Regions from separate parts of the Mus musculus genome. Here region 2 is linked to region 1. Evidence: chromatin loops called from intact Hi-C (ENCODE). Cell type or tissue: gastrocnemius. All regions are shown on one strand. Links, peaks and the distances in the headings refer to the core of each region. The heading gives the core; the rest is flanking DNA.

Evidence for each region. A loop is a pair of places that touch in the nucleus more often than their neighbours do. Peaks named below come from ENCODE experiments on the same cell type or tissue, not always from the same donor. Only the 100,000 strongest peaks of a DNase experiment are listed, where the experiment ranks them.
Region 2: a loop joins it to region 1, with 1.8 times the contacts of the local background. A loop is called at or near these places in 2 of 42 quality-filtered maps.

Annotation. Positions count from the first base shown.
Region 1 is chr17:79,351,182-79,359,512 of GRCm38, reverse strand. Cdc42ep3 (CDC42 effector protein (Rho GTPase binding) 3) reads left to right here and starts at 4,422. Exons shown (of 2, transcript NM_026514.3): 1 at 4,422-4,696. Gm17315 (predicted gene, 17315) reads right to left here and starts at 4,814. Exons shown (of 2, transcript NR_165822.1): 1 at 4,509-4,814; 2 at 1,493-3,688. In gastrocnemius, for the core only: a CTCF peak has its summit at 4,651 (motif pointing left); DNase peaks (open chromatin) are centred at 3,762, 4,410, 4,936, 5,876 and 1 more place; H3K4me3 peaks cover 5,079 bases; H3K27ac peaks cover 6,242 bases.
Region 2 is chr17:79,202,691-79,211,021 of GRCm38, reverse strand. No RefSeq gene overlaps it. Among named protein-coding and RNA genes, the nearest start is that of Gm17315, 150 kb to the left of the region's middle. In gastrocnemius, for the core only: a CTCF peak has its summit at 4,283 (motif pointing left); no DNase peak of the experiment used is centred there.

The DNA of each region.
Region 1 (8,331 bases), core at 17-8,016:
TAAAAAACTGCTTAAATTCCCGATATGTGCCGAGCACTGATCGAGGGGTCAGGGCGTAGCAGTGAAACACACAATGTTTCTGTCCTTCTGCAGTTTATGTTCCGATGTCGGGCCACAGGGGACATGAAACAGACATATGATCAATGTGTCAGGTGTTAAGTCCTATGGAGAAGGATGAGAGGGTAAACGGATGAAAAGGAACCAGACTTCATCTCTGGGGAGCTAGCAGAAGCCTGGAGACAACTAGGAAGCAGACATAGGGATACCTGGAGAGAAAACCTACCCAGAGAGACCTGGTAGCAATGATTCAATCAACTATCCTCTCAAAGCTGGGGAAGGGAGTCTCCTGTAGAATGACTCAATGCCCAAAAAAGCCTTTTAAGTTGCCTCAAAGTGAAGAGTGGAAACTGAAAGGTTGGTTTTGCTTGTTTTTAAGTTGTCAGCTTGCAAATTACAGGCCTTAGCACCTTACTACCCAGTACAGACAACGCAACCTGAAATGAGGATGGCGTGAGCTACACGTAAAAGGATGATTAAGAGTAGCGAAGGCTATATAAATCTTAGGCAATGCTCTTCATCAGTCACCAATTTCCACTAACCATCAGATCGATTACACCTATGTCTATAGCTGAAGGTCTTATCCATGATTGAATTAGTGCTGGGCCATGGTTAGTAATCTCACACAAATTGTCTTCAAAGTTCCAGGCTGACCTTCTGCCCTGCTTAAACCCGTAAACCAGGCCTGCCGTTTGCATGCTACCATAGTTTCCAATATACCATTTCCTGCTCGGTCGGATTAGGTGAAGCTCAGGCTCTTAACCAAAAGGTGACTTGAGTTTCTTTATTTACAAGGAAATTGCTAGTTAGAAAATTTCTAAGCTATTTGGCAACTAGTGAAGGCAATTCATTCCCACTGGTGACTGTATAGAGTTCCTCTCAGGTGTAGCTAAAGTTTGTGAGCGAGGGGAACACCTAAGCTGCAGCTAGAGCCGCACTTGAAACATTGTAATCAAGCTGGGAGCGTAGCTCAGTGATAGGCTGTGTGCCTAGTATGTGCCCTGGGCTTCATCCCCAGCACCTTCAAACAAAAAGTCTCAACCTTGCAGTTTCTTACTGGCACCGCCCCCCTCAGATCTAACTTGGGGGGGGGGGATAATGGGGAACATATATGCTTCAGTTCAACCCGAATGTGGCATTTTAGGAGGAAAACCCCAGCTGAGCACACACGAGTACATTTCAGCTTTGCCAGAAGAAAAATAGTTATGCATTATACATGGACTACAAAGACGCTTTTTTGTAAGCTTTCCTTTCAAATGTTTGAGTTTTAGAACTTAAAACGTTCCATGTGTTTTGTGTTTCTCCTTCAGTTAGACTAAAGTAAAGGGACTGAAATTTTGGTTTCAGCAGTTGTGCGGTCTATCCCAGGAATGTTTAATATAATATTATCCTGTGCTATAGAGTTTGTAAATAAGGCTCTTAGACTCATGGCTGATTGCTATTAAGGACTTTTTATTCAACAGATATTATTGTTATTATTACGTGCCAGGCCCTGTTTTAGGTACAGAAGCTACAAAGTACTTCATGCCCATCCATCCATGCATCGCAGAAAACAGGCCATAACCAACACTATAAATACATATGATGTCATGTCAGGTCATGAAGAAACTATTCTTCCTGCTTTATTCAGGGAAAGGGAATTTGGGTGGGACTGCTATTTTAGGGGAGGGAAAGTCTCACCCTTGAAGTCTTATTTGAAAAAAAAAAGATCTTAATGAAGGGAGAAAGGAGGCTTTGAAGCTTTGGGGGAAGAAGTGTCCTGGACAGATAGAGGGCAGGGCTCAGCAGGCATAAACTGAAGGGCAGCTTGGAGTCTCATATGGTGGGATGAAGACAAGTGAGAGCAAGTATTGGCAAGGCAGCCATGAACAGAAGCCACGTGACAGTTCTCCCTACTCCATCCTAGGGGAAACCAACACTAGTCTAGCTTCAGTGGGAAGTCAAAGAGATGATAGGGACTCATCCGTAGGCCCTGCGTGCTATAGCTATTAGTCCTAGACTTCCAAGATTCCCACTGATTTTTTCCCAAGGCTAACCCTCTCTGAAATACAGTCTCAGAAGTCTCAGTCGTCACGAAGCGAAGTTTTCCTTTCTGCTTAGCAGGAGAGCCTCCTGAAGTTAACAAAATCTAAACCCACGGAACCAAAAGGCTGCCATGACTAAATCAGGAAATGAACTCATTTGGAAAGAAAATTCGCAACATGAGGGCTTTTTTCCTCACTGAAGGTGTTCAGCACAAATAAAATAACACAGCCTCAGGGAAGCCAGGATGGATCAAGTCAGCACTACCAGAAACCCTTGAAGAGGTAGGTTACACATGCACTGTCTAGGGCTCAATGGTAAAGACTTGTTTAAAACCTCATATAGAAAGAAACCACCTCTACGTGAAACAGAAACAGCTCATAAGAATGAAAACAGAGTTTTGGCATAAAAGTTTTAACTTATAGCCACCTGCCACCCTATGTTTGCACAAACTGTAAAAGAAATTATTTACTTAGACACGTGGAAATGGACTGCATTTAATGGCAGCTAACAATAGAACGAATTTTAAAAATCACACACATGACATATGTGTAAGGAATGCTTTTATGCGTAAAAAAGGAATTTTCATACAGCATTTCATAAATGTATATACATGCATATTTGTACTTTTAAAAATACCATATGTAATGAAAGCTGTGCATAAATATTTATAAAAATACCTTTATCTAACTAGGCCAGTAACATTTAATATTTTTCAATAAATTCATATATAAAATATATACATTAGTGCCAAATGGAACATATATTTTGAAATATGAACCCCAAGTAAAACTCTGAGGAATTCGGAGTGGAACCCAGGTATCTGCCAAAGGCAACTTCGGAGCAGTCGGTCATTCGGAGAAGGGAAACAGTGCCGGGTCCCTTATCTTCACCGACTGTTTTGCTTGTCAAAATTCTGGTATCACTTCTGCGGTTTTGTATTTGACTTCCGACCTCATGGCCGTTTAACCTGCCAACTATTATTTTCTTTGAGGCTTTTAACACTCCACCCAAGTATTTTGCTTTCCCCAACAGTTGTGTCCGCTTCCTTTTTAAATTCATCTTAACGTCGACCGTGGTTTAGGACCTGGGCTTAAAGTGCACCCGGTCTAAGGTTTCAGAGCGATTCAGATTGGGGGCACCCTTGTGATGACCCCGATAGCGCCCAGGGAAGCCAAGGTCTCCAGGAGGGGCTCTGCTTTGTGCCAGGATTTCCAGGCAACCTGAGAGTCCCAGGGTTGGGGCCAGACCTGGAGCGTGCGACTACTCGGGGTTCTAGCTCCTTTTCCAGGTCAACCAAGCCGGCGGGGGACATCAACGCCGGAAAACACCACCTTTTCCTGTCTCCAACCTGGCGGACTAAGGGAGAAGGAAGAGAGGGCGACCAATTAAGACAATTAACATTAATTCTCTGGGTTCCTACAGAGGTCCAGGGACAGAGGGGCGGGTCGTCCTGAGGCCCTGGCTGGGTGACCGACAGGTGCAGGTGTCGCCACGGGCGGAATTTTACGGTCCGGAGCAGCAGCAGCTGCGCCACTTGCGCCGCCTCGCAGAGCGTCCCGGAGAGCCGCCACCCGCTTCCGCAGCTTTAGGTCAATCTCTGACAGACCTGGAGGGGGAGGAGACGTCACCCTCCCGACAGGAAAAACCTGCTGCGTCTGCGTTTCTCTGCGTCCCGCAGGCTCTCAGCCTCCACCCCGCGTCTCCCGCGCGTCAGATCCGCGCTCCAGGTTTTGGCGACAGCTTGCAAGGGGAGCCGGCTGCACGTTGACAGCACGCGACCCTCCTTTTCCCTCCCGAGAGCTACAGCTGCCAGGGGGTCCCCAGGGAGCTGCGGCCGCGCTGCGGCGACCCGGTCAGGTGGCCCTTCTTCCCCGCGCAGGTCCCCTTCCTCCGCTGCGAAGCCCCGCACTGCTAGGTGGGTTAGGTAGGACAGGGAAAGGCGGGGACACGAGGGTGAGCACGAGGGTCCCGGGTGCGGGCGGAGTCCCATTGTTCTCCCGCACCGTACGGACAGCAACGCTCTGGGGTCCCCTCTTTAAAGGGAGCACCCCGCCACTTTTCTTTGTGCCTGAGGGAGCCCCAGCCGGCATTGCCTCTGAGAGAAGCCACCACTGGGAAGGGGTGGAACTGGGAGGTGACAGTGGGTAGCCTTTGTCCTCCAAGAGTCCGCAGCCTCGCCTCCAGTCCTGCGGGTCTGGGGGTGGTGGGGAGGTGGGGGACAGGTACAACGGAGGGACGGTCCAGGTCGGCCCGCACCCTTCTCCCCGCCCTGCCCTGGCCTCACAGCCCCGCCCCGCCCCGCGCCGGCCCCGCCCTGCGTCCTGCGCCCCGCCCTCGGCAGGTTGAGGCCCGGCGTCCGGCAGCCGCGCGCACAGTGTCGCGGGCGCTTCCAACTGCCGCTGGGAGCACAGCAGCGGGACGCTCACCGACAACCCAGTTCCGCAGCGGCTGCCTCCCGGGAGACGCCGCGCGCAGTCCCGGAGCAGATTCTGCGGTGAACCGTTGCCGCCCCTCTGGTTCTGCGCGCACCAGCGAGGACTGTTGCGCCCTCGGGAGGCGACCCGGGCCGACGCCCGGCCCTCCGGGCAGAAGCTAGGAGCCTTAGAGACTGCTGGTGAGTGTGTGACCCAGGCTGTCTCTCCACCTGTAAGACTGTCCGACCCTCAACCTAAGCCCCCTTCCAGCTAGTGCAGATGGTGGCCTTGGAAGACTTAGAGGGTGCGAGGATAATCTACCGCACCGCCTGGTTGAGCTGATGTTTAGAGGATCAAAGGGGACATCATGCTTGACGTCCGGGAGGGGGGATCAGGACGCGGAGCTCTGCCACCTACTTCTTTAGGGTGGGGCTGCAGTCAGCACGGCCCCCTCCAGGCCATTGACAGCCATTCTGGGCGCGTGTTGCGTTTTTCCAGCAGAACAAACCGCACTTGGCTACCGCGGCCCTCTAGTTGTGTGTTTGCACCGATGCGGCGCGGCGCGAGAGTGCACCGCGCAGCTTGGCAGTTTCCGAACTGACAGAGGCAGCACATTGTAGCTGAGGCTCCAACCTGCAGATCTGGCAGTTGGGGGAAAAAAATTTTTTTTTTCTTTCTCGACTGCGGTTTCTGAACAACTGAAGCGTTTACAAGATCTTTACTCCCTCTTCCTCCTCCTTCCCCTCTCCTTCTCCTCCTGCCTCTCCTCCTCCTCTTCCTCCTGCTATTGCTCTTCTTCCTCTTCTTTTCTCTTCCTTCTCACTAAGTATCTTGACACAGCCATGCGAGGACGAATGGATCCGGCCAGTCAGTTTTTTTCTTTATGAATTATTATACTCCACCCCGCTCTCGCCTTTGGGAGGGAAGGCATGTGTTTCATCTTATAAATAGAAAGTAGCATATTTTTTGGCAGGACCTGCTTTATACTGCACCGTCTAGGAGAGGTCAGTTTAAAAATAAATATGCACTTGAATGTTACATTACCGAGCCGGCTGTGGCTGGGACAAGCTGCGAGTACAGCGGCATCAAAGCTGGGCGCACATCTGTGTTGAAAGGAGTTAAAGCCCCAGAGTGCAGCCCCGGCTGACAGTCAAGTAATTACATTTTGTTTAAAAAAAAAAAAGTGAGTGAATTAAAAGGAGGGTGGGAAGAGGAATGTCAGGCAGGGACTGGAGCCTGAATCTTTGCAGCCTTGGTGCGTTTGCGGGGAGTGGGCTGCTGATTGTGTGCAGTGTGTAGTGGGGGCTCTGGGGAGGGAACTGATGGATGTGTTGGGGAGACAAAGATTCCTTCTGCTGCTTCCTCACCCTGGCAGCTTGTAGCCCTCCCAGTATCCTCGAGTTCTGGGAGGGGGTGGAGGAGGGGTGCCGCCTTGAAAATATTAGGAGGGTAGCAGATGTCCCTGCTTTAATAGTAGACCCAGACTTGGGAACTCCCCCTTAACATCACAGGGAGAAATAAGCCTCCCCAGGAAGCAGCCAGGATGCCCCAGGGGCACCCCTAAGTCCATTAAAAGACTCCTGTAATGGTCTGACTTATAAAAGATCTTTCAACTAACAACTGAGCTAGGGAGTACAACTTCTGGACAGTTGTAGATACCTCCACCACTGTGATTTGATGGACAGTTTAGATGTCAGTATACACAAACACCTTTTTCAGAATGAAGGACTCGGCCATAAGGCCGTTATGAAATGTCTAGCGATGTAACGTGTGAGATAAAGGATTAAGATCTATATTCAAGGAATGGTTGACAGTCCATCTGGAAGTGCCTAGGTTTTCCAGGAGGCCTCACCCATGGTTGGAAGACGGGGCTACCAGTCTCGGGGCTCACAGCCCCTGGGCTCTCAGATGATGTTTAGAGGAGAACTTTGGAAGCCTTCTGGGTCTGTGGCAGTTTCTGTTTTCCAGCCGTCTCATCTGCTAGAGATTTGCATTCTGAATTCCATGATTGGAACATGGTGCCGAGGCTGTGGCAGCCCCCTGAAGACATGAAGTAAGATGAGCTCCTTCCCACCCCCCTAATCTGCACCCTGAAAGTCTGCCTCCTATCTTCAGGGCACCTAGAAAGGTGTCGAGAGTAAAGTACCTGGTGTACATTTGCTTTCTTGGTTTTTATTGTGAATTTAAATGGGGTCCAAGATGCATAGAAAGCTGTGACCATGATTGCAGAACGGCTCCCTGGAGCCAGGCGGCCCTATCTGCGCTCCAGTCTTCCCTTTAATGTGGTGTTTTGTTTTATGTCTGACATGTTCACAAAAGCTGCCCTTTTCCACTTATAAACTTCCTGCTATTCAACAGCATTGGGGATAAAATCTCTTTAACCTATATCACCCTAAGGTTTTTAACCAAGCCATAAAACTTTCACAAGTCCTTTGCCCATTTAGACATAGCATTTATCCAATGGGTGGCAATACAGTTCCCAACCTAAAAGCCCTTAGAAAAATTGTGCCAATTTATTACTAGTACTACTACTACTTATTATTATTATTATTATTATTATTATTACCACCATTGTTTCAGTCTGATTTCATAAAGGCTGTCTTTCTAACTAGAATCCCACTGATTTTTTTCATTAAGAACCGAAAAATTGTATTTTTAAATACACTATGCTTCCCAGAGAACAAGTAGCAGATTCAACCAGGCCAATTAAAAAAAATCTCTTAAAAGTGCAGGTCAGAGAATTCTAACGAACATCAAAAGTAATTCTAGCACAAAGCCTGTCCTCAGTGCTAAGCTAAGTACTCTTCTCAGTGCCTTCATTAACCTCTCCATTTCTAAACAATCCTCGGTGCTAAGCTAAGTACTCTTCCAGTGCTTTCGTTAACCTCTCCATTTCTAAACAATCCTCGGTGCTAAGCTAAGTACTCTTCTCAGTGCTTTCGTTAACCTCTCCATTACTAAACAATCCTCAGTGCTAGGCTAAGTACTCTTCTCAGTGCCTTCGTTAACCTCTTCATTACTAAACAATCATTCTATGAAAGGTGTGCTAGTGCCTACATTTTACAGGTGTAATAACAGAAGACAGACCAGTGATGTAGGTTGCCCAAAGTTATACATTAAAGAACATACCTAACTGTGGGTGTGTCCTAGTGCCCAAATCTATATGGGAGTCTGTGCCTTTTTGGATTAAAGGATTGGGAAAGCCTGACATTATTAGCTTGGGGTAAGAGCACCCAGGTGCATTGCCTGGCTCTATCGTGTAGCACGTGTGTGATGCTAGACAAGTGATTTGACTTGTGTGATTGTCTCATTTAATATCCATAGCCAGTCTTTGAGATAGATGGTATGGTACTTCTTTTCCAGACAAGAACTTAGACTCTCGAGTTCTGTACCTTGGTCAGGTTTATACAGCTAAGTAAGTAGCAGGGCACAGTTTGAACTCAGGTATGTCTGACCTAGTTCTGGATACCACACCTCCATTGTCTGGGTGGAGGGTTACGGGAGCTATGAAATATGATTACTCTTATGGCTTTTGGCCTCTGGAAAGGAACCCATCCTGTATTATCTCACCATATCACCACCCAAAGGAAGGTGACAGTAATTGTCAGCCTTAGGGAAGACAGCTTGAATTACTTAATTGTTAAGGGCGGTTGGTTCAGTCTTGTGTATGGTGACCTTGTTCTTCTATAGCAGAGCTAGCGTGAAGCTGCTAGAGTTGGCCTGAGCACTTTATAGCATAAACAAAGAGATTCACTGGGTGCAGATGTGGAACTCTGAAAAGAGAAAGCCATGGCCCGGCTGGCGACAAGGCACTCAGGTATCCTGGAATGAACAC
Region 2 (8,331 bases), core at 112-8,111, 150 kb after region 1:
GACTTATTCCACTCTTCATTTAGTGTCTTCTTAAACATGTGTCCTTATTTATTGTATTTTGACTTTTTAAACATAAGGTAAGCACTTAAAAGCTCTAAGTTTTCCTTAGGAGCATCACTTTTAAATCTTCTCTACAAATTCTGACAGCGTGTACTCTTTTCTTTTAGCTTAAGATATTATGTGGTTTGCTTTGGGACTTACTCATTATAGAAATTATGTAGAAATATTAAATTTCTAAACTGTTGGGGGTTTCCCAAATACTTTATAATTGTTGATGTACAAATAGATGCCACTGTGGCAGACTATGATTTGCCTAATATCAATCTTTATCCATTTCTGACATATGAGAAATAACAGACATGACTTATTTTGTTAGGCATGCCATGTACACTTGAAGAGGATGTTTATTCTTCAGTGCAAGGATATAATGTCCTATAACTTTCAATCATATCAGGTGGTCTTATTGAGACCCTGTACTTTTACTTATTATTTTCCCATGGTTTTTCTATGAGTTGATGAGAGAATGGTTTAAAATCTAACACTACAACTTTCATTTTCAAACCAACAGTGTCTCAGGCCAATCATGACTTCATATATTAAAATTTCAAGATGCATTTTACAACATTTTGTTTTCCAGAATGGTTATAAATCTGTCATTCTTGCATAGATGTTCAACTTGAATCTTATCAGGCCTTCCTGCCAGAGTTTCTAGGCTGATGAATTAGTTATTTTGTATTTTATTTTGTATTCTTATATTGTTGGTTGTCAACAGCTTAAGGGAGGAAGCATTTCCTTTTAGCTCATGGTTTTAGTACACCAGAGTAAGGAAGGTCCTAGTGTCATGGGTCAGGGTGTGATGGTGGGAGTGTGGACAGAGGCCGTTGCTATCACTGTAAGCAAAGAAGCAGAAAAAGCAGGAGAGGAACCAGAGACTCAACACACCCTTCAAACACCCACCTCTTGCAATCGACTTTGGCTAAGCCAGTTCAATCCCACCTTCTGAAGTAAGGTTTCATAGGTTCTTCCAAATAGTGTCATCGGTTGGGGAACACGCCTTCAAAACACGAACCTATGGAAGATTATTCAGATTCCAGCCATAACACATGATGAGGAACCAGCTAAACAAGATCATAAGAGAATAACCAGGCTCACAGAAATAAATAACACTCTGCAAGAGAACCACCCTATTATCATGAAAACCTTGGTCAAAGAAGCTTCCTCTTACAATAGGGAGTTTTAAGCAGTGACTCGACTGGTCAAAGTGCTGAAAGTAAGTGACTGTGGACGCTAGTTATAGGTGGGATGTCTATACCAACCTCCTCCACCCCAAGGTTCAAGGATGATTGTGGATGAGGATGGAAAGAATGTAAAAGCTACAGAATAGGAAGGAGTACTGTGAAAATCTCTCTTATGGATATGATGTGTCATTTACAGAAAAACTCACATAAAATATATGGTTACCTGCTCAATGCCTGCAACAATATCAAGCTAGTTAAAATTCCAGGAGAGATGAAAGAGACAGGAGCACCCACCTGAGGCCCAAGCCCAGCGGAGGAAATATTGACAGCTCCTGACTGCTAGTGGAGGAAGAGACATTTCTCTTTAGGGTGTGGTTATTGGTTGGTTGCTTATGCCCCAATAGTTAGCTCTCATCTGTGTGTCATGGGTGGTGCTAACTGAACTCAGTTGGCTGTGTTTTCTAAAGAAAGAGAAAAAAAATGAAAGAAGAAAAAAAAGAAAAGAAAGCATGGAAGAAGAAAAAGAGGAGGAGGGAAGAAGAAAGGAAAGACAGACAGAAAAGAGAGAGAGAAAGGAAGAGAGAAAGAAAGAAAGAAAGAAAGAAAGAAAGAAAGAAAGAAAGAAAGAAAGAAAGAAAGAAAGAAAGAAAGAAAGAAAGGAGGGAGGGAGGGAGGGAGGGAGGGAGGGAGGGAGGGAAGGAAGAAAGAAAGAAAGAAAGAAAGAAAGAAAGAAAGAAAGAAAGAAAGAAAGAAAGAAAGAAAGAAAGAAAGGAAGGAAGGAAGAAAGGGAGGGAGGGAGGGAGGAAGGGAGAAAGAGAGAAAGAGAGAAAGAAAGAAAGAAAGAAAGAAAGAAAGAAAGAAAGAAAGAAAGAAAGAAAGAAAGAAAGGAAGGAAGAAAGAAGGGAGGGAGGGAGGAAGGAAGGAAAGAAAGAAAGAAAGAAAGAAAGAAAGAAAGAAAGAAAGAAAGAAAGAAAGAAAGAAAGAAAGAAAGAAAGAAAGGGAGGAAGGGAGAAAGAGAGAGAGAGAAAGAAAGAAAGAGAGAGAGAGAGAAAGAAAGAAAGAAAGAGAGAGAGAGGAAGGGAGAAAGAGAGAAAGAGAAAGAGAGGAAGAGAGAAAGAAAGAAAGAAAGAAAGAAAGAAAGAAAGAGAGAAAGAGAGAGAGAAAGGAAGGGAGAAAGAGAGAAAGAAAGAAAAAGAAGGGGAAGGATGGGAAAGAAGAGAGAGAGAAAGAGAGGAGGGATATGAAGTTGGGAAAGAGAAATGTTGGGATGACCTAAGAGGACTTTAGAGGGTAAGAATAGAATATGATGAAGATACATTATAGACACGTGTGAAATTTTCTAATAATAAGCAGAAATTTCAATGATGTACAAAGACGATTAGGAGTACTGTGCCCTTTCAAGACTCTCCCGGGAACATATCAGTACAAATGCAATGCCTTCTTTTTTTTTTAAATATCAGACCATTTTTGTGTATACAACTAAATCCTAAGAGATACAGAGGTGCCAATGGTCCACTTCCATTTGTCAAGACCTCACCATTATAGATGAAATGCAACTGGATTATGTAGCCCTGGGCATACCGAGTAGAAACGGCTCACTAAGGGCAAGAAGATTAACCAAGTTCCAAAAAGATTCCTGCCCTGTCCTTTCCCCACTAAAGTTGCTCAGTACAGATCTACAACATCACAGTGTGCTAGACGTCTGTGTGGCAGTTATGAAGGTAACGAGGAAGACTTCTCATTGTGCTCATTCATGCCAAAATTCTGTCTTCACCAGCCACGATGAAAGTAAACAAAGGTATAGATAGGAGCTGCTCCTACTTTGGGTCTGTCCGTCTGCGCAGCACTGAGCTCTCTGCATCCCCACGTCAGGAATAAAGGATTGGATCCCTATCTGCTGGGAAAATGATAGCTCTCTGCTAATTGATCTGACTAAAAAACACCATCTCGAACAAATCTCAGTCCTTGTAGGGAGACATTTACTCAATGACTAGGCAACCTGGATAAAACTTTTGCCCATCACTCCAATTGCATGAAACTCTGAAGGACCTCAGAATTTCCTACAGGATGGCTGAGCTTTGTGTCATGGACTCCTTGATCTATTTCCTCCATATGGTTGACCTCAAGAACTTTCCATAGTGCCTTTCCAGTGAGCTTCTCTCTGTGTTAGAGCCTGCTTCCTAGGGACTCTGGCTTGTTCCAAAGCTACATAGCAGATGATATTTGCCATTTCAAGATGCTTACTTGTATATATTGATGAAAATCAAATTTATTTATAACTATAAAAGGGGAAACCAAGGCACAAATCCTGTTTACTTGATTTATAATAACCCACAGTGCCAACATTGCACAAAGGCAGTGTGCCAAGGCATGTAAACATGCTGCCAAGTTTTCATCTACGTACAAAATTTATTTTTGCTACAACAGAGTAAAACACACCACTCTGGCCATATGTACCAGATGGAGTGCTGAAATTCATGGGTTTGTGGGGTCCTGTACAACACAAAAAAATGACAAATTTAAAACAAGTGGTAAAAAGTACAGTATTCAATAAGAGATAGTATGCTTAGTGGAATCCAGGTCTCCTCTCTCCATTAACGTAGGACAGTAAATGGGCGGGAACATAAACCTCCTTCCCAGATGGTGACACTGCCAACAACTGCATATAGCTTAAGGGACACTGTGGCTCATGGGTTTATAATAGAAACAGGGACATTCAGTGTATTTGGTGATGTGCAGTCAAAATCTCTATTTTGCAGAAATCATTACTGAGTACAAAGAAGTCGAGAGGCTCTGAGCTGGATGTTAAAACTCAGGAAATTGGGGGCCCCTGTGAATTCTATCTGTGCTGAATTGCATGAAAGAATCAGTGAACCTTTTAATGTCTGAAACTGAGGTCTGGAGAGAAAGATCCATGGCTAAGAGCACTCGCTGCTGTTGCTAAGGACCCAGGTTTGGTTCCCAGCATTCATAATGTTGGCTCACAACCATCTTGGAACTTGAGTCTCAGAAGATCTGATGCCATCTTCTGGTCTACACAGGTACTGCATGCATGTGTCCTACAGATAAACAGATATGCAGGCATAAATAAAAATAAATGCAATATTTAAATAATTTTTTAAAATCCCAAATCTAGAAGCCTTATGCTGTTTTCTAATAAAATTAAGGATATATACATATATCATATGCCAAACACATTATTGATAATCAAACCAAAGAGAATGCTTACTTAAAGTAAGCAATTTCATGTCCTTGGGGTAAGTTCAACCCCACAGAGTGAATAAAAGCATGGTATTTTTCATCAACAGTGTCTACATGGCCTTTCTGATTTCTCTCTTCAGGGCTGTAGCACATTCTCCAGAATGTTCCTCCAGCAGAGCCGGTCAGCTGTGCAGCACAAAGCTTTCTTTGTGTTCTGAGAACAAGTTATTGATCAGCTCAAATTAATCATTGGGTCAGACAGGTTTCCAAACCTCCACAGCTGGGGCTCCACAGTCAGATGTGAACTGCTGACTTTTATAACCGCTGGGCCAATCGGCAACAGAAAATCTGCTCTCCGGCATCAAGATAGATTGTGGTAATAACCCTCAATCTATCACATAACCAACCACACAACCATTTATTCCACTCTAGACTGTGAAAAGCCACAAAGCCAGCTCACAGAGCCTTCTTTTAAAAGGAATATTTAAAACAAAAGGAACAATTTTAACTATGAATCCAGAAGTGAGGTATATTGTGAGCCTCTGGGGTTTCTTATCAGCAATGCCTCGGGGTTATTCTCCTAAAAGGTTTGTGATTTTCATTAATGTAGCTGGCAACTCTGGCTTCCCCTAGAGGGGAATGTAACTCGGCAGCCAGGAAGAACTTGAAATTCTCTGGGTTCTGTCACTGGCTATTATAGTCACTGCCTCTTCTAAATTTCGGATAGTGAATCATAATAAAAGAGTGACCTGGTTGTGAGGCTTCCTCAAGTTCAGCCAGGGGTGCCATCAGCAACACATCAGATTATAAAGATTAACTAAGGTCGTGTTTCAGAGCTCTGTCCACGTCCAGCATCGCAAAAGCCTGAGCAAGGTCTTGCCGGGAGAATAGAACACAGATGTCTGCCTGCACTGCCGACCTTCCTCTCCTAACGCTCACAGTACAGTTTACGGATTCGTCACGTGTGCAGATGTCCGTGTGTGGCTCCAATGGATTCATTTCAATATATCCAATATGTTGCTGAATCTCTGAGAGAATTTATAGTTTTGTCCAATGAGCTGACAGCACTAATGTGGTTCAAAGTCTGTGTTTCACATGCACAATTTTAACCATTGCAGCCTTGCCTGGGACATTGCAGGACAGCCCTTGGACAAAGCTATCTAATGGAAAAAAATGACAAGACATCCCTTTAAACCCTTAATCCAGCCCCTTGCCCTTCCTGTCCGACAAGTCCTGGAAATTCTGCGAACCCGGTTTAGTCCAGATTCGCCATTTTCAAACTCTATGTGCTGTGGTTGCTTCATATGGTTCTCCTCAGCTTTCCCCAGGTTCTCATAGCAATGCTCTTCCAGACTTCTTTTATGCCATTTTCCAAAAAAAAACCTGAGGGTGAGCACACTCAGACTACAAGCTAAAACAGAAAAGAAACATTTTAATGGAAAATACAAAGAACTTCTCATTCATGATATTACCTAAATGAAAGAACACCCCAGTCTACAGCCTTCTCTTCACATCCATAAGCTCAGAATTCAGTCAGTATTTCGGAAGTAAACTCATGTTAACTAATTATTCAAGAGTCACCAAGAGCCCAAACTGCTAGCATATTAATTTTCAGTGAAGCAAATCTGCTAGACAAGCCTTAATCCTCCGTTGGACTGAGTTGAGTATCCCTCCCCTCCCCCAAGAAGTTATGTGAATCATCTTTTTCAAAAAAGATTCTTTGTGGCTCAAGGAAAGTCTGTTGCTTGGCTATCTGAGGCCTGGAGTAGACAATGTTCTGGCTGTAACAACCAGGCTCACCCATCTCTCTGCAGGTGTGTGTCGAAGATGCAGCAAGCCACGTATCCACAAAACAACACTTTGCAGACATCTGTGGTCTACATTATAGACTGATGGTCATTGTTTTCTTTGTTCCTTAGTCTTCCTTTGGTTCAGGTGATTGTACTCAGGACCTTGCACATGCTAAATTCTTGGGCATACACTCTGCCTCCTGAGCTACACTGACAGCAACATATCCAGGTCCACTTCGCCAGCCCTTTATGTTCACATAAAGCAGTGAGTTTCCCATGTTCTACTCATGAGATTGTGCCTCCTTTGGAATTCTGGGAGTTCCTTGACTCTCCCATAATCCACTAATGGGCCCAACTGGTTCTTTTCTTTTTTTCTTTTTTCTTTTTTCTTTTTTTTTTTGTTGTTGTTTTTTGTTTGTTTGTTTGGTTGGTTGGTTTTTTTTTTTGGTTTTTTGTTTTGTTTTGTTTTTTTTGGTTTTTTTCTTTTCTTTTTTTTGAGACAGGGTTTCTCTGTATAGCCCTGGCTGTCCTGGAACTCACTCTGTAGACCAGGCTGGTCTCGAATTCAGATATCCGCCTGCCTCTGCCTCCCCAGTGCTGGGATTAAAGGCACCAACTGGTTCTTGTTTCACACTCCCACTAAATAAACAGAATCCATTTATGTTGACACAGAGTATAGCCTTATCTCTCATTTCTTTGATATTTCTTGTCATCTCTCCAAACATGGCTCCTAACTGTTCCATCTCTATGGCTTCCCACATGTTCCAGTCTCCAAGGCTATTGCTTCATTTGTTTTTCTCCATTCTTATTGTAGCAGTAGGACCTTGAGCTGAAAGCCATGGAAACTGGCTCTGGTTAACTTCAGAAGGAAAGGGATTTGTTACCAGTAAATATGAGGTAGCTGCTTATATAGAAAAGGCAGACAGTTGGAAGGACAGAAAATCCTTTTAGCTGGAATAGCTGAAGGTTCCTTCAAGAAGACACCTGGGGTGGGGACTAGAGAGATGGCTCAGGAGTTAAGATCACATGCAGAGGACCTGGGCTCAGTTCCCAAGCACCCAGATGGCACCTTACAACCATCTAGATGTAACTCTGGTTTCAGGAGATCTGGTGCCCTCTTCTGGCCTTCACACACACTGCACACAAGTGGTACACACACACACACACACACACACACACACACACACTCATAGGTAAATACTCACACACATAAAATAAAAGTAAAGATATAATTTTTAAAAATAGAGCACAAGAATTGATTAACTCTTAGAATTTATGTTTTCACTTGAGCTTTGGAACTCCTTCATTTAATTTTTCAGCCAAAGGACAGCAGGATGCCTCTGTTAGCAGAGGTGTCTGTCAGCCAATGAGAGAGGGTTTCTCAAAAGTCAAGGTCTTAGAACCATAGGTGCAAGAGAAGTGGGGCCTTAGTATTGAAAGTACATAAACTGTAGAACCAAAGAATAGAGCTGAACCTGAAGACTCCACAAATGACCAAGTGGCCATCACCCATTTTCTTCTTTCTCTCCTCCCTAGCCACGCCTTCACAGGACTGAAAACCACTCCTTACTGTCTCAGATCAAGCTTCAGTCCTCTGATCTCTCTTGTGGTCGTTTAAATGGTAGTGATCCCCATAGTCTCATGGATCTGAATGTTTACTCCCTAGTTGGTGGAACTGTTTTGGAAGGATTAGGGGTGTGGCCTCGTTGGAGGAGGTGTGTCACTGAGGAGTCAGCTTAGAGGCTTTCCAAGCCGACATCATTCTCAGTTAGGTTTCTCTGCCTCTTGCTCATTGCCTCATGCTAGTTTCAGCTACTCCTTCAGTGCCATGCCTACCTACAGCCACATTGGCCATGCAGTCACCCTCTGAACCATAAGCCCTTAATTAAACGCTTTCTTTTATAAAAGTTGTCTTGGTTGTATTATTTTATCATGAAAAGTAGCTAATTTCTCACCTTACATGGATAGCTTTATAACATTCTTGAGCAGCAGTTCCTAATGTGTGGGCTGCAACCCCTGGGGGGGGGGTGTCCCATATCAGATAGCCTGGATAGCAAATATTTACATTGTGGTTCATAATAGGAGCAAAATGACAGTTATGG